2 separate regions of the Mus musculus genome follow, and region 1 is linked to region 2. A link is a loop called in an ENCODE intact Hi-C map of the cell type or tissue named here. Cell type or tissue: heart. All regions are shown on one strand. Links, peaks and the distances in the headings refer to the core of each region. The heading gives the core; the rest is flanking DNA.

Region 1 (9,012 bases), core at 725-8,724, 55 kb after region 2:
GTAGTGGGTGCTTTATCAGGTTATTAGAATTCCATTGATTAGTGTTAAATATTTGAATTTTTGAAATCTTAGTATAATAGCATAGAATAACTTGTATTTATATACCTGAAATCACTTTCTTACATTCTCATAATCTATTTAGACTCTATATCCTTAGGTGTTTATAATTTAAATTATTTCTAGGCTGTTGTAAGTTATATAATAAACCTTGAATTTTTTTATCCAATTATTTATCACTAGGCTGAAGTGGAAACTTAAGGGTTCTTTAGAGAGTCAGTTATGTTGGCTGGTGTTTTGCTAGGGCAAACACATGAAAGAGTATTTTCCTGAAGAAGACACAGGTGAAAAGCTAAGACAGACTCATGAAGGAACGTTTCACTGAAGGAGACACAGGAGAGAGGATGTTTTGCTAAAGCAAGCACGTGAAAGACATGTGATGAAAGATTCTTCACTAACAACACACATGTATTGGTCCGCCTTACACTGAGTAGCTAAGCAGCATTTGTCAGAACTCCATAAAGAGAAACACACCAACAAACTCGTGGTGGTGTGCTGCAGCTTTCTTGCCACTTCTGCAGACTCCGGCTGATTGGCAGAGTGATGTCAGCTAGAACAGACTCACGTGCTGAGCAAGACACCTGGTGCGACAAGACCCATAGAGGATGGGTATTGCCCGAGCTTTTGTCCCCACCGGCAAGAACACACTCAGGACAACCGGAATCTTCTGCGGCAAAGCTTTTATTGCTTACTTATCAGGAGGGAAGACCCCGAAACCGGGAAAACGGTGCTGCTTATATAGCCCGCAGCGTGACGTTTCAGCACCTGATGTGGCGTGACAGCTCCTGATTCGTTGCTCGCCCATCACCCCATTACTACGCAGCGAGATGGGCAGTGACTAGGCGTGAGTTCACTCTTGCACTTGTGCATAAGGCTTGTTTACTAGTTAGGCGCAGTGGAAGCCAGCGCCATCTTATAATGGCGATTGCTCACGGCACACACGCCATTGCTCGCGGCACGGCTCTCCACAGATGGGCAGTGACGGAGGCTGAGCTAGGCTTGCTCATAGAGCTAGCTGTATAATGCTTGTTGGTCTCTAGTATTCTCTAATCTTCGCTTCACTGAGAGAGGCGAAGGAACGACCCGAGAACTTCTGGCGATTCTCTTGGTCCTTCCTGCTGTTGACTTGTGTAGAGGCTGAGGCTTGGCTGTCTCTGCTGGGTGGTGCCACCGCAGCTGATTGGTGTTTGCTATCCCAACTCTATCCAACTGGAGTGCTGGTGTACTCGTGAGGTGTTTGTGTGTGGATCGAGCTGCCACTGCAAACCTGTGAACTGAACTGCCGATTTCCAGACAACACAGTTGAGAGTTCCTCCAAGGAACCTTTGTAAACGGGTCCACTTCTCCCATATCCGTTCTTTTCCACTATCTCTGGTGGGTAGTTGATTCCAAGGGAGGTTAAAGCAGTTAAGAACCATCGTTAATGGGAAGAGAGACTCTTGGTCTTATGAAGATCATATGCCCCAGTACAGGGGAACGCCAGGGCCAAGAAGTGGGAGTGGGTGGGTAGGGGAGCAAGGTCGGGGGTGGGGGTGGGGAGGATATAGGGGACTTTCTGGATAGCATTTGAAATGTAAATGAAGAAAATAACTAATAAAAAATTGGAAAGAAAGAAAAAAAAAAAAAGAACCATCGTCCGGGTGTGGTGGGGCACGCCTTTAGTCCCAGCAGTGGGGAGACAGAGGCAGGCAGATTTCTGAGTTTGAGGCCAGCCTGGTCTACAAAGTGAGTTCCAGGACAACCAGGGCTACACAGAGAAATCCTGTCTCGAAAAGCTTAAAAAAAAAAAAAAGAAAGAAAAGAAAAAAAAAAAGAACCATCGTTAAAAGTAAACCTTAAAGCAATCAAAGCTACAGTATACCTATATAAATTATAAATGGTTGATTACTGAGAGCAGTCTTTGCAAAGCAAGTGTCTTTAAACAGTAAAAGCTACATCTGGAATTTGTGTATCCTTCAATATGAAGTTTGTTAGTAGGCAAACCTGTCTGTTGGTTTGTCTTTTGAATCAGTTGAGCCAATAGCTCTAGAAAAGTAAGACATGGTTTTTATATATGATGTGCATCGGCCAGGTAGCTGCTGCTGCTGCTAAATTGATGAAGCTACCAACACCATCAGAAATCTGAGAAGGATAAATTATAGAAACCAAATAATGTCTCAGTTAGAATGACAGAGACTTACCACTACCTAGACTGTCACCCTGGGCTCCTATGGTCTCGATGGCTTCACTGGGGGCAGTGGTCGGTCTTCATACAGGACAGAATTTAAGTTTTAGCTGCCATAGAGTGCAGCATCAGCCTTTGGCTCCTAACCCCAGGTTTGAGAGGTTTTCCTGTGGAGAAGGAACTTAGGAAGATTGACCCCACTTTGACTTAGAATATGGCAGTCAGCCCAACAGTGTCCGTAGCTTGGGCAGAACCCTGGCAACAGGCAAGGCATAGGCAGTTTCACCAAGTGGTCAGTGTTACCACATGCAGGTGGAGTTGGCGGTGCTCCACAAGAGGTTTTAAAAAAAAATTAAAAACGTGATGTCCCCCAAATACTGAATATTTTAGTAGATCAAATTTGAAAAATGGTCTCTCTGCATTCCTCTTGAACTAAGTCTCAAGACAGCACCGAGAGGAGTCCTCCCTATGACTTTGGAAGAGACCATCCTTGTTCCCAAGAGAGACATGGGGAATGGGTTAAACTAGCCTGCCGCCTCCCCAATATACCAGCTTTGCTTCTCCTGCCCTCAGTTTCCCCCAGTACCCACCCTCACCCTGTCCTGTGGGGTGTGGAAGACTTTGCACTGCCACTAACCTATCACACACACACACACACACACACACACACACACCTGCACACCTGTTTCCTAGGGTCTTTGTTAGGTCTCTCATCCCGGGTGTCAAGAAAGAAGCTCAAGCCGGACAACAGAAGGATTTCTGGCAGGTTGGTAGAGGCCAGCAGTCCTCAATCATTGCCTTGCCTCCAGCAGAAGGGAAATGACTCTCCATTGATAAGAACACCTATAGCACTTATCAGCACATCAAAGCCCATCCTGCCTCCAGGCTCCCTCAGTCTCTACTACTCACTAGTACTTGTTAGACACCTCAAAGCCTTCCTAATGGCTTACTGTCTCTCCTCACCTCCCCAGGCTTCCTATCTCCCAGATACCCACTCACTCTCCACGTAATGGCATAATGGCAATGTTGTCCCCAACCTCCCTCTCCTGCTCCTCCATCTCTCTATTCCTCATCCTCTGCTCTCGAGCCCTGGCCATATCCAAACCGTTTCTCTTTCTCTCTTCTCTGGACAATTCCAGATGCCTCTGGATAATTTCCCTCCCTTATTCACAACCAAAACATTTAATGGAGTGGCCCACGCGAGCAGTTTCTTTACTGCACCCCCCTTGCATACAGTCTTCATTCTCTATAAGGTTCTACTGTTCCATAAAACGTTTACATTTTTTGCATGATTTTTTTTTCTTGTTAATCTGTCTTTTGTTACAGAAATCCAGGCAAGAACTCAAAAGGGTTAAAGTTGGGTGAGGGAGAGTCCCTTGCTTACAAAATCAACTTTTCCACTCCTGGTCTGAGTTGTTCTAGGTCAGTGCAGCTGAAATGCCGGATAGTTAGCACAGGACCGTTTGGAAGTCTGGTAGCCTGCAACAAGCCAACTTATTTACAAGCATTTTACTGCACTAGGATCAAGAAAGGAGAGTAAGCCTGGCCTGGAGGCTCACACTGAACGACTTCAGCACTTGGAAGTTGACGTTGGAAGATTGCTGTGAATTTGAAGCCAGTCTGGCGGGCTACATGAGTTTCAGGCCAGCATGGGCCACACTGTGAGACCCAGTCTCAAAAAAAGAAGGAAGAGAAGAGCCAAGGGGGAGCGGGACCAGAGAAGTTTACAAGCATAGGGACTGCATCTCACCCAAGCATCCTTTCTCTGACAGCACTTCCTGATGGGAAGGTTAAGGGGAGAAGCAATAATCCCAGGGCTGATAGCGCCTGTGATGCGCTGTTACAAACCACCTGAAGTGGCAGGTTAGGAGCCGCCTCTTCTGCTTGGCCTCTAGCGCCCTCTACAGGAGCTTGGCAAGAACTGGCCGCAGGGACCTCGGACAAAATCTGACTCCGCTCAGTTTGAGATTGAGGAAGGGCATTTTACCACAACTGTGGGAAAGTCCCTGGGCTAACTGAAACAAGTTGGTCATCTCGCTAAATAAAGCTGAACCTAAGCTATATACAGGGATCGGACAGGGACCCGTGCGACCCTACCTTCATCTTTACGGTTGAAATGAGAACAGAGAATGAAAATGGGAACTTTCTGACTCAGTCAGTGGGACAGAACGCTGTGTCAGCCGTGGCAGCCCAGGCTGGGCAGAGAGGCTGGTAACTTTAAGTTTCCTTTGGGCCGTTAATCATTGGTCTTTCACTCATTCAACATTATTCAGTATCTGCCAAGAGCCTTACTTGGCTCAGATGAGGTCCAGTGTGATATGGTCCCCGTGCTTTGTCAAGTGGAAGAGCAATTTGAGCATAGGACAGGACCCAGGTGGCTACAGGACCTCCGAGTTGCACACTGGAGCACCAGGGCCAGCTCCCAGGGTAGCCTCTCCCAGTCCAGTGCCCTCTGCTTTGCACTGGAAAAGATTGATTCGGAGTCAGAACAACTTTGAAAGCCCGGAGGCCTGGGTGGAGTGGGGGGTAGGGATAAATCATATAAAAGTGTGTTTTTATACATTCCAGTGTCAGTGTTTGGGAAAGACTGTTCTGTGGCCTAGTTGTATTGAGAATAAGGGTATGTGACATGGATTGTAGATGAGACTGGCTGGGAAGGACACATCATGGTGGCTTTCTCTTACTTCCTTTGGGCTTGGGCTTGGGCTTGGTTAGGGTTTGGAGTCTCAGGACTGGAAGAGGAGCAGGAGGTCACAGTGGTTAGAAGAGGTGCCAGACGTTCTGCTGGACAAAGATCAAGTGCAGGGGCCATTTGTCATTCTTTCGGGGCTAAAGAAAAGCATACTGCCCAGGGTCCCTTCCCACTCACGCTCAAAGACAAGCCCTGGACCCCTGGGCAGGATGACTGCTCCAAGGGTGGGATTCAGTCTGGGCTGAGAACCAGAGCTCTTCCCAGTCTCCTCCCCTCCACTTCTCCCCTCTTGTTCCAGCTTAGCCCTGTCCCATCTCCTTCTCTCTGTTTTCTAAGAGAGAAGGGCCCAGTTCTAAGAACTCTCCGCCAGCCATCCCTCCGAGGGACAGTCATCCTCCTCCTGCCTTCTCTGCCTCACAGGACCACACAGGTGAGAGCCACCCAAGGTTTCTCATTTCTTTCTTCGGTCTTCACGATTCTCCTCGGAGCTGGGCCCAAGGCTCCTGCTGCTCAGAGCTTTCCCCTTTCCCTGGCTCTGCAACACTGATAGCAAATCCTGACTTGCATACAACGGAAGGCAAATCCTGCCTGACAGCCTGTCTGCTCTTCTGTGCTCGGGAAGACACGGGGGTAAAAGAAGAGGTAGGGAGGCGAACTCCACCTGAGGGTCTGGAGAGATAAAGTCTCACGGGGCCAGGATTTTAGACTCAGGGGACCCTTAACCAAGGCCCTTGGGAATGATAGACCAGTTTGTTGGCCTGGGGAGCACACAGAACGCTTTGTAAATGGGCTATGACATTATAGAAATCAACCAAGCCTGCAGGGTTGGGAGGAGGGTTAGTTTTTAGGGTGAGACCGGAAAGATTCTACACAGGTTTGTGCCGGCGACTTCTGTCTCTGTTGGTACACAGTGGGGTGAATGATGGGGGAGTGGAGGGGAATGGTGACCTTTGAAGATGATAACCTCTGACCCCAGAGCCTTGTTTCCAAGTAGATGAAGCTATTACATGTTCTGTGTTCCACCGCTAGTCTCTTTCCTTTAGGTTAACCTGTCCTTCTCTGTCAAGGGCTGCCTTCCCTGGGGAGAAGCCTTGAGCACTGAGATGGGGGTTGAGTGGAGAATTTGAGACAGTGACTTTCTTGATGTCCTAGGGGACTGAATGGACAAGAAGCATCCAGGTGTTTGTGGCCTTACGCAAATGCTCTCAGGCTTTCTGTGAAGTGCCATGCAGGAGGTGACGGAGCTGTGGTATAAGGCCGGCTCTTGTTTGCATTAAGTTGGCCTTGGGTCCCTATGCAGTTGAGAACCTGTTCTGGTGGCTTTTCTTCCTCCTTAATTATCGGGGCCCAATCTGAGTGCCCTGAGAATGCTACCTCTTGTTTATGGTCCTGCAAGGAATCTCAGAAACTCCAGCATCTCCCCAGACTGCATCATTCCCTCCTTCCCAAATGGCCAGACCTGAACCCTCTCCTAGGACTATCCCCCCTGTCAGAAACAAAAAGAATAAAATTGGGGCAGCTCAGAAGTCTACCTTCCACTGGGGGAGCTCTAAGGACCAAATGAGAAAGGCTGTGAATGGGGGAGCAGGCTACAGAAAAGCCCTAAGTGCTCCTCAAACCCAAGGGGGTTTTGGTTGTTGTTGTACTGTAAGAGGTACTGTAAGAGAACTCTCCCCTCTTGTTCTCACTTCCTCTTCTCTGCCTCAGGCCCAGGAAGGGGAAAATCCTTCAGATTCGCAGCTGACATAATAGAACTAAGACAACACTGGTAGAGTTCCATTCTCAACCAAGATTTTCTGAAAGACTCCGCAAAACTGGGTTCTGATGGTCCTATAATGATCATGGCCCTTAAAGAAAAAGAAAAAACAAAACAAAACAAAACACTGGATTGCTGGGCAGTGGTGGCACAAATCTTTAATCTGAGCATCCAGGAGACAGAGGCAGGCAGATTTCTGAGTTCAAAGCCAGCATGAACTACAGAGCGAGTTCCAGGACAGTCAGGGCTGCACAGAGAAACCCTGTCTTGAAAAACAAAATCAAAACAAACAAACAAAATCACTGGATCAGAAGAAACAATGTTAGAAGAACACTAAAGGCCTGCCAGTCTAACACTCCACTATACAGCCCTATGCAGATGTCCTCTAGGAAGGGAGAGTGACAGCCTTTTCCAGCAGCCCTGGAGAAGGCATTGGCCCCAATGTTATGCTAACTGCCTATGCCTACCATCCACTGGTTCTCAGTGTGGCTGTGATGGCATTTCAATTGCACAGAGAACCCAGGAATGCCCCTAGCCTGCTTCCCTTGCAACAGGGTCCAAGGGAAACCAGACTAAAGAATCAATAGAAAAAAATAGGGGTTCTCTGTAACTCCAGCAAGATTGGCACCAATGACATCATTAAGCTTAGGGAAGAGTTCCCCCATCTACTGAGAATCATAAAAAACAGTCATACTGTGTACTTATCCTTCAGGGTTAGCAAAGTTCAAAAGATGGTGCATGTCCCAAGGGGTTGGACTGTGTGAAGGTCATGAGTTGTGGCTGAAAAGTGGCCCTGGCTCACCTTTAAGAGACACTGAGCCTCATCACCTGCTGGATATGAACTACAACAATCTGATGAATGGCTACCCTGATGTTGAGATGCAATTTTGCCAAATCTCTACTTCCAACTACAGAGAGACATTACATGTTTGTCTTCTACCCAAAGATGTGGTCTATACATGTCCTCATAACCTGACTCATGGCAGGGATAGAGAAAAATTTGGTTAATTTCTATCCTTATGTCCCCAATGATGAATATATATCATATATTTGTGAACAAAATCTAGGAAAATGTCCAATGGAAGAGTGGATGGGTAAATGAGTGGCTAGGTTGGTGGGTAGATGGATGGATGGGTGAATGGGTGAATGGATGGATAGATGGATGGATGGATGAATGGGTAGATGGTGGGTGGGTGGATGGATGGATGGATGGATAGATGAATGGGTGAATGGATAGATGAGTAGTTAGATGGATGGGTAGGTAGATGGATGGTGTGATGACCAGGGAGTGACACCATCTGGAGGTGTGGCCTTGTTGGAATAGGATCTGGTTGGAATGGGTGTGTCACTGTGGGTGTGGGCATAAGATCCTAACCCTAGTTGCCTGGATGTCAGTCTTCCACTAGCAGCCTTTGGATGAAGACATAGAACTCTCAGCTCCTCCTGCGCCATGCCTGCCTGGATACTGCCATGCTCCCACTTTGATGGTAATGCTCCCACTTTGATGGTAATGGACTGAACCTCTAAACCTGTAAGCCAGCCCCAATTAAATGTTGGTTTTTTATAAGACTTGCCTTGGTCATGGTGTCTGTTCACCTAACTAAGACAGAAGTATAGATAAATGAGTGGATGGGTAGATGGATGGATGGATGGATGGATGGATGGATGGGTGGGTGGGTGAATGGATTGATATAGGTGTAGATACCAAGTGGTTATAGCCTGAGCCACCTGCTTCTAGGATTTTTGTATTAGAAAATATTAAAAGTCTTGGCCCAGTGCTTCCTCCCCACTTTAGACCATTTGTGTTCCCAGATGAAAGGCATACACAGCCTTCATATTTTTAATATGCCTTAGGCAGTACTGTAGCTAAGCACTTGCTTGCCCTCCATGCTGTTAGAATCTACTTTCCTATCAATACTACTAAGTTTCATCTAGGCTGCTCTTAGCTCCAACTGGCCAGCCCACATGGCCATATTTTTTACAGCTCAGCTAGCCCATGGTGGCTCTTCTTCCTCCTCTCCTCCATGTTCTCCTATTTAATAGTCGCTTCTCCTCCTCTTTCTCTCCCTCCTGGTCCTCCCTTCCAAAGCCTGCAACCCCCCAAATCTCAACCTCACCTATGCCTTTTCTGCCCAGCTATTGGCTACCGGAATCTTTATTCGCCAACCAGAATTAACCTGGAGGCAGGGTCCCAGGGACTACATGCAGACTCCAGGTCTTGGGGGCCTGGACTTAGCATTGCCATAGACAGTAAAAGACAAAACCTCAATACATTCTCTTTCAAGAACCTGTGTTCTTCAATAATAAGAGATGGAAGAAGTAGTTTAATGATAGAGTGCTTTG
Region 2 (9,012 bases), core at 689-8,688:
CAAAGAACAGACTACATTAATTTTTTTTAAAGATTTACTTGTTTACTATGTATACAGTGTTCTGCCTACATGCATGCCTGAACACCAGAAGGTGGCACCACATCTCATTACGGATGGTTGTGAGCCACCGTGTGGTTACTGGGAATTGAACTCAGGACCTCTAGAAGAGCAGCCAATGCTCTTAACCGCTGAGCCATCCCTCCAGGCCCAGATTAACAATTTTAATGGGGGGAAACTGAGGCTTAATGGTACCGATTGAGAATAAAGGAGGCATGCCTCATTTTCTTCAGGTGTTTGGTTTTTTTACAAGAATTTTATGGTGTGTATTTAAAGCCTGCAGCATAACACTGTGGTGTACACAGAGGTGGGAAAGGATTTCAGTGATGAAGGGAATGAAATCATCTACCATCTCACGCAGTTACTGTTTTAATGGCAAGGGCAACTAAACTCTACTTGATAAAAATCCCACATACCATATCATTTTGTTAACTGTGTATTAGCTCTCTAAGCTTGGCAGGAGAGGTGCTGCACACCTTCAAATCCCAGCAGTCTGGAGGTAGAGGCAGAAGCAGGCTGATCTCTGTGAGTTCAAGGCCAGCCTGGTCTACAAAGAGAGTCCTAGAACAGCTGGGACTACATAGAGAGACTTTCTCTCATTAAAAATTAATTAACTGATTAATTAATTAATTAAAATTTAAACAATAGATCTCTAAGTTTAGTCATCTTCCCTAGCTGACACACTGTGCCCTTTGACCTTCAGCTCCCCAGATTCTACTCCACCTCCCACCCATAGCGTATTCCCAGGGCTTGGCTGTTGTGAATACCGCAATGAACACACAGGCCAGGCACTTTGAGAGTGAATTGATGATCATCTCCATAAGAATGGCATCCATATTGGCTTATCCTGATAGGATTCTGAAGCCTACAGCTAGTCACCAAGAATCGCATGAACCCAACTGATGATGATGTTGAGCTATTGTGACTGGTTCCTTAATAAAGAGCGTGATTTTTTTTTCAAAAGTAGCTACATTACATGCTTGCACATGTGTGAGCACTCACTGTTATGATCTTGACCATCTCGGGGCTTCAGAAGGACCATACCAGGCCAAACATTTCCACCTGAGGTTTATTGGAAGAAAGAGGGGCAAGAGAGAGAGATGGGGGAGACTTTATATATGGGTGACACAGGTAAAGGTGGGAGATTAAAGCCAGGCGTGGTGGCGCACGCCTTTAATCCCAGCACTTGAGAGGCAGAGACAGGTAGATTTCTGAGTTTGAGGTCAGCCTGGTCTACAGAGTGCGTTCCAGGACAACCAGGGCTACACAGAGAAACCCTGTCTCGAAAAACAAACAATCTCATCATCAGGAGATGAGCCAAGTGGATTCTGGGTATATGGTGGCTGTTGCCTTGGCAACAGGTCTGTGGGTCCCTCCTATGTGATGTCACGGGTTTCAGAGGACCCTTCAGAACCAGTCTGGTGCTATTGCTTTTATGCACATGTAAATATGTGAATAGCATTTCCTGGTGTGTACAAGGAGTGTTCCCAGCAAGGGGCTCAGATTTCAGATTTACATTGTGTCCAGTAGCTCCTACTCACATTTCCCCTGCCCTCCAGGGTGCGGGAGGTAGAACCTAGAACCTTGCATACACTAGGCAAGCTCTCTACCACTGAATACGTTCCCCAACCCATTAAACACTATTTATTGGTGTATGTGTGTACTGCGTGTATGTGCACTTTTGTGTAGATTCATAAACATGGGTACATGTGTGTATAAGTCAGAGGTAGGAGCTGGGTGTCTTCTTCAGTCACTCTCCATCTTCTTTTTGAGGCAGGGTCTGTCACTGGACCTGGAGCTCATGAGTCTGGGAAGGGAGGCTGGACCAAGAATTGCAGGGATCTGCTTGTTTTACCCCCACAGTGCTGGAGTTTTAAACACGTGTCACTATCTCCATTTTTTTTTTATTCACTTTACATCCCGAGCACAGCTCCCTCCCTCCTCTCTTCCTAGTCCCACCCTTACAAATCTCTAGCCCCGTCCCATTGCCTCCTTTCTCCTGCTCCAAAAAGGTTCCATCCCACCCTGGGGTATTCAGTCCCAGAAGATCTAGACACATCCTCTCCCACTGAGGCCCAACCTGGCAGTCCAAATAGTGAGAAAGGGGATCCAATGGCAGGGAATAGAAACTGAGGCAGCCCCTCCCTCCAGTTCTTGCGCAAGAACTGGACATCCAAACACAGGTTCTCACCCTTGTGCCGTGGGCAAGTCACCACTGAGCCGTTCCCCACCCCCAACCCCCTAGACCTCTACTGAATACTTTAAATGTGACTTGTCCAAACTGAGGTGGGCTATATAATACTCCTCGCGTTTTAAAGAGGTTATCAAAAGAAAAAGTGTGTAAATATTTTATATTGTTATATTTTCGATATATGGGATTAAACAAAATGTGATATTAAAATTGACTTCACCTGTTTCTTTTTAATATCTCTTGATACAATTCCTAGAGCACTCAAAACTTCATGCACAGCTTAGATTTATAGTTCACATTGTATTTCACCAAGAGGCACTGGCCTAGGTGCACAAAATGCTGGGAGACCCACTTACAGCGCAGACTGACAAGCCGGACCTCCATCACATCTAGCTCAGCAGGGATCAGGGCAGGATCAACCTGAAATAACAAGGAGCATTTAGTGTTTCACTCCTGGATTTACACTGAGTTTAATTTGGGGGCTGGAGAGGTGGTCTAATGGTTAAAAGCTTAGTCATGAGGAGCAGAGTTTGAGTCCCAGTACCCGTTTTGTGCGTCTCACTCACACAATAACTACAGCTCCAAAGGATCCAGTGCCCTCTTCTGATCCCCTCAGGTATCCAGATACACACGTATCCATGCACTCACACAGACACATACACAGACCTGTATACACAAGCATAAATTAAAAACTTACACTCATAAGTTAACTCAGAAATTTAAAGGAGCAGTAAGTGGGCTCACGAGACGAGTCAGCTGGTAAAGACACTGGCCAAGAAGCCTGACGGCCTGAGTTCGATCCCTGGAGTCGCATTATGGAAGAAGAGAGATGATTCCGGATAATTATTCTCTGACCGCCACACCTGTGCCCGTGTAAAACCACACACACACACACACACACACACACACACACACACACATACACACACTTTTTAAAAGCATATCAAAGGCCCTCTGGGTTCTAGAACCAAGATCTCATTCATTCATTCATTCATTCACTCTGTAAACAACAGGCCCATTCTCAAAAATATTTCAGTCGCATCTAACAAGGCTGCCATCTTGACTGGAGATCCCCGGGAGAAGAGAAGGAAGAAGCAAGCACAGCGTTCAGCATACAGTCAAAAGTCCCTAAGACAGTGATGCTGTCATTTCAATGAACCACCTTGGGTAGGACACTTGACCCCTCTGACCACAGTTCTTCCATCTTTACAGGTCCCAGAATGAAAAGATTGGGTGGAACACCGTTGTTGGAAGAGCTGAGGGTGAGTCCCTTCAGTGTGACGTGTTCTCTACCTGCTCTCTAGTAGCAAAAGTCTCCCTCAGTGGGGGTCCCATTGCAGGGGCCGAAGGGCTCCATTTCACAAGCCTGGTAGAATTAACTCCTGGCTCCCACCCTGCTCCAGTGCCCGTCTCCAGCCTCGCCTCATCTGGAATAAGAGTGACTTCAGGAATCCACCTCAATCCCTCACACTCTACTCCTGGGCTGGCGTCCACGGCCGGCCGTTTGAGAACCACGGCTCATGACAGTCATCTGCCTCACTCGAGAGTAGAGTAGCTGTCAGAACGCTGGACATGTACAAACACATTCAGAGGACTTTCCGTAGCATTCGGGGTTTTTAAAATTAATTTTCTTAAGTTAGCATACAAAGTCACAGGGAAGCCATTTCACCATTTCCTTCCATGGGACATTGTCCTGTTTGTAGGCATCCACCTCCGCCATGGCCCTTCACCACCACCCACAACCTTACCTGTCTCATCTGAACCAGTCCCTGCCTGCTTCTTGTCACCTGTATTCCTTTAACCCTTTGTTTCCTTCTGCCTTCCCTCTCCTTTAGCATTTTGTTAAAAAATCAAAACATTTTTTTTTAAAATACTATAAAGAAAAGTTTAAACTATCATATTTGGAGCCCAGTATAATTATTTTTTTAAAAGAATTATTTATTTTATGTATATGAGTACACTGTCGCTGTCTCCAGATACACCAGAAGAGGGCATCTGATCCCATTACAGATGGTCGTGAGCCACCATGTGGTTGCTGGGAATTGAACTCAGGACCTCTGGAAGAGCAGTCAGTGCTCTTAACCACTGAGCCATTTCTAAAGCCCCCCAGTTTAATTCCTAAGCAATATGTTGGAAAAGCTAAATAAATTTCGTGTTTTATTTTGGGTTTGGGAGGTGGTTTGTTTGGGTGTCGTTGTTTCTGTTGTTTTGTTCTCCATCAGGGGTCTCACTACGAAGTCCTGACTGACCTTGAACTCAAGATCATTCTGCCTGAGTGCTAAGATAATATGCCTGCCCACTGTGACTGGCTAACTACAATTTGCTTAAGGTTGTGAGCACCCCACCCCCACAGGCAAAGCATTCACTTTGCATAGGAAACCTTTGCAGTGACCCTGTGGGTGTCATTTTCCTCTCTTCCTGGAGACTCCGAAGGTCTCTGCTGTATCAACAACAATGGGCGGGAAGGGTTTCTCAACATTTGCATAATTAATTAGCAACCCTGGAGTTTCCCCCGGCTTCTGGTGGGGGAAATGGATCTCTGCTTCTTTAAGGCTCTGCGGGGCTGTCTGCTCTGGCGACGCAGGCAGGGCAGGCTCTGCCGCAGCGGCTCATCCCATCGCTAAGGTCCAGTTAGCCAAGGTGGAGGATGGGAAAAGAATGGAGCTGTCCCAGCTCCTCAATGAGATCAGGGCAAACTATGAACAGCTCCTCACCAGAAATCAGATAGAGACGGTGTTGTCGACGCGGATCCAGGTAATGATTTCATTCAGCCAGGCACCTTCAGGATAAGGAGACAGTCCATGTCTACCCGATTCCTGTCCCGGCCTCTCTGAGGTACAGTATCTCCTTTTCCACGCAGCATCTACTGGGGAGGCGATGTAGGTGTTCCTGCACTGGGTCTGGGGTGGCAGGCAGGGAGAAAACCCTTTGGCTGTGCTGTTGAATAACCATTCAATAAATATTGATTGATGCATTGGGATTTTATAGAGATCGTAAGGTGACCGTCATTACTAAAACATGGAGTCAACAAGCAATAAAATGGTGCTCTCTGACCTCTTTGGGTTTTTTTTTTTTTTTTTTTTTTTTTTTTTTTTTTTTTTTTTCAGGAAGGAAGCATTCCAAACAACTCTTCAAAGATATTATGGAGTTAATTATAGAGGCAATTTAAATAACATCTGTAGACTCCAAGCTTGATAGTCAAGATTGTTTGCCTTGCACACTCTGGGGGGAGACAAAAAGCAAGAAAAATATTTCTAGAAGGTTTCTATCATATTTCCCAAGCACTTGGTTTCATACTGACTGTTATAAATAGAATCAACTGAGCATGTGAATGTGGCTTTGAGAACCAAGAATACAGATCTGACAATCAAAATCCCCCCAGCTGAGTAGTGAGAGACTCTACACTTAAAAGTAGCCATTTTTGCTTTGGGGGTAGAAGAACTGTTTACTTCCGACACAAAGCTTGCAAGATATTTAAAATAAATAAATGAAACAGAGCCAACTCAGACCAAGGCTCAATTCAAATCCTGTCTACTCAGTTTCAAAGTAATACCTGCCTTTAATAATTAAGGCCTCAAATTTAAATAAATTTAAAAGCAAATATTTGGGAAACAAAGTTTCAGAAACTCAGGACGGTTTTATTAGCTTACCTCTTATACCCGGGTTCAAATTGTATTCCCAGCACCTGGACACAGCAAAGAGTTTACTTAAGAACAGGGCCAAAAAACAAAAACAAAACAACAACAAAAAAATGATAGCTAAAAAAAAAAATCACAGGACTTTGTTTCGTTAGTAACTTATTGCAATATCATTATAAATTTTGCCTGTGGGTAATAGTCTTGGTTTTTAAAAAGAATGATCAGTTCAACGGATTAAACAAGGTCACCGGGCTCTTGGCTTAGATGGAGGAGAAGTTTGTTCTCTTCCCACGTGATAGAGAAAAATATTAAGAGAGGACAACTTTTGAAAATCATAAACCAAATAAAAATTTTGCAAAGTAAACTTATAAGTTGAATTTACAAGTCCCAGTGCTTGAAGTGACTTTGAATTTAAAAAAAAAAAAAAAAAAGCAAAACGTTTTGTAACATAAAAGTTCTTGAGAGAAATGTGTTTTCCCAAGTAACTCACAAAGTCGGTTTATTATATTATTGTAACATATGCAAAGCCCTGGGTTCAAGCCCTAGAACGATGCAAGTAAATCCGGAAAATAAACATACAGTTGCTTTGGCTAACAAGTAGTGCATAGTAAGTCACCTCCCAAAACTCAACAACCTAACATTTAGACCAACGCATCCTGTCTTGTAATTCAGTAGGATGAGGAGGCTGGGGGATGGGGACTCTGGGTGGTGCCCTACTGACTGGCATAACCAAAGTGACTGGCTAATGTGTTTGGGACCTTGGCAAGAGCTTACTGGAAGGCTAGCCTGAGATCCTTGAGCCTGCTACCTGCCCCCTCCACGTGGCCTCGGGTCCCTCTCTACCTAGCCTCCCTATATGACCTCTCTAACCAGGTATCCAGGTTTCTAAAATGATGACCCAGGGCTCCCAAAAACATGACGTGGAAGCTGACAGGCTTCTTATGGCTTAGCCTAGAATCTGCACAGCGTCTGTCACCTCTACCATAGCCAATTGGTCACAGCAAGACTCAGGACAGCCTGATTCAACCTTGAATCACGGATGTGAACTTGGGGGAGGTGTGGCTCACTAGGGACCATCTTAGGAATCTAACACACAGTTTATCTGCCAGCTCCCCAACGAGAATTCAAAAAACTAGTGGTCCCGGTAGCCTTATCTTGTTTACAAAAGTCTTTATATCCTGATCTGCAGGACTATGTGTAAAAGTGAAACATGGTGGTGAACACTGTGATCCCAGCAGTGAGATCCGGAGACCGGCACATAGATCCCTGGGGCTCACTGGCCAGCCATCCCAGCAGTGAGATCCGGAGACCGGCACATAGATCCCTGGGGCTCACTGGCCAGCCATTCTAGCCTAGTCAGCCAGCCGGGGTCCCAGTGAGAGACCATGTCTAAAAAAAAATGAAAAAGAAAATCAAAGCTCCTGAGAAACTACACCTGAGGCTGACTCCAGCATGTAATATACACAGGCTATACTACACACAAAAATACACCGGCATGGACACACACATACACACCTTCACGGACACACAAACACACACACACACACAAAATCATTTTTATTATCCCAAATATCCAAACTGAAGATTCCTTCTTAAAAACATCATCTTGAAAAAAGTAAAAGGGTTTCTGTAGCACAGAACTTCATTTAAGAACACCGACAGCCGGGCGTGGCGGCCACGCCTTTAATCCCAGCACTTGGGAGGCAGAGGCAGGCGGATTTCTGAGTTCGAGGCCAGCCTGGTCTACAGAGTGAGTTCCAGGACAGCCAGGGCTACACAGAGAAACCCTGTCTCGAAAAAGAAACCAGAAAAAACAAACAAACAAACAAACACCGATGGCTACGACAACTTAAGTTTCCAGTTCACTAGTCTAGTAATCATGTTTTTTAGCAGTGTCTGCTCCTAGTCCATACATCCAGAATTGATGTGCATCTGCCTCTATGAAGCAGCCTACAAAACATGTGGAAAATAATCACTAAATTTCAAATGATCTTTCTTATTAACACATTCAAAAAAAGGAAAGGATCAGAGGTCACAAATTTGTCTCAAAAAATTTCGTTAAAACAGATGTGCTTTTTTTCTTTGTCTTTATTTCATAGGCTGATATAGTTAGAAGGAACTTCTAAGATCATTTTATAGCAGAGAAGATTGACTAGCTTGAGCATTTGATCAATTAATAAACAAAACACCAGAACACACACTTGTAAGCCACCATGTGCTTGCTGGGATTTGAACTCAGGACCTCTAGGAAGATCAGTCAGTGCTCTTAACCACTGAGCCATCTCTCCAGCTCAGAATGCACACTTGTAATCTAATAGAAGTAGAAAAGGTGATTTGATTCCTATATAATTGTTCTGTGATTGCTTTTGAACGCCTCCCTTTCAAGAGTGCCCTTTGGTTTTTTTGTGCGCTGTTGTTATTATTGACTTTCTTACAGCTAGAGGAAGATATAACCAAAAAAATGGACAAGGATGGGGAAGCTCTGAAGGCAGCTCAGGCTGAACTCAAGGAGGCCCGCCGGCAGTGCCACCACCTGCAAGTGGAAATCGAGTCTCTCCACGCTGTGGTAAGGAAGAGCTCAAGGCAACTGGCTCCTTGCGCCCCAGAGCCTATGCAGATTAGAGAGAGGAGGCGACTTGGGAAGGTGGCTTGCTGGCAGGGCACCTGCCCAGTGTGTACAACAGAGAAGGGGGGGGTGAGAGAGAGAGAGAGAGAGAGAGAGAGAGAGAGAGAGAGCGCAGAACTATGGAGGCCACTGAGTGTTAGCCCGAATCCTCGCTCTTTCCCACCCACTGGCTGTAATCAGCTCACTCAGGGTTCAGCTTATATGGAGAGAAATTTGGTTGTACTTGATTGTGGGACTGGGGCTTCCTGACTGTTGCTATGAGAAATTGGATTGTGTATTGTTATTATTATCTATAGTCTCCTAACCACTGGCTTCTTGCATTCATGTCATTGAGATTTTTAATGGAAAAATAGTTAATACTTTTCTAGCATGCCTTTTTGAAATTATGTTTGTTTGTTGGTTGGTTGGTTGGTTGGTTGGTTGGTTGGTTTGTTGGTTGGTTGGTTGGTTGGTTGGTTTACTGTGTGCACATGTGGAAGTCAGAGGAGGACTTTTGTGAG

Evidence for each region. Hi-C counts contacts between places; a loop is a spot of excess contacts. Peaks named below come from ENCODE experiments on the same cell type or tissue, not always from the same donor. Only the 100,000 strongest peaks of a DNase experiment are listed, where the experiment ranks them.
Region 1: a loop joins it to region 2, with 2.9 times the contacts of the local background. A loop is called at or near these places in 13 of 42 quality-filtered maps.

What each region holds. Positions count from the first base shown.
Region 1 is chr11:99,184,583-99,193,594 of GRCm38, reverse strand. No RefSeq gene overlaps it. Among named protein-coding and RNA genes, the nearest start is that of Gm32249, 21 kb to the right of the region's middle. In heart, for the core only: a CTCF peak has its summit at 4,126 (motif pointing left); no DNase peak of the experiment used is centred there; H3K27me3 peaks cover 2,784 bases.
Region 2 is chr11:99,239,933-99,248,944 of GRCm38, reverse strand. It overlaps Krt222 (keratin 222), which reads left to right and starts at 4,798. Exons shown (of 6, transcript NM_172946.3): 1 at 4,798-5,002; 2 at 8,324-8,452. The coding sequence starts at 4,907. It overlaps Gm32385 (a long non-coding RNA gene), which reads right to left and starts at 5,050. Exons shown (of 4, transcript XR_389025.3): 1 at 4,963-5,050; 2 at 2,605-2,668. In heart, for the core only: CTCF peaks have their summits at 4,223 (motif pointing right) and 5,479; a DNase peak (open chromatin) is centred at 4,934; H3K4me3 peaks cover 880 bases; H3K27ac peaks cover 710 bases.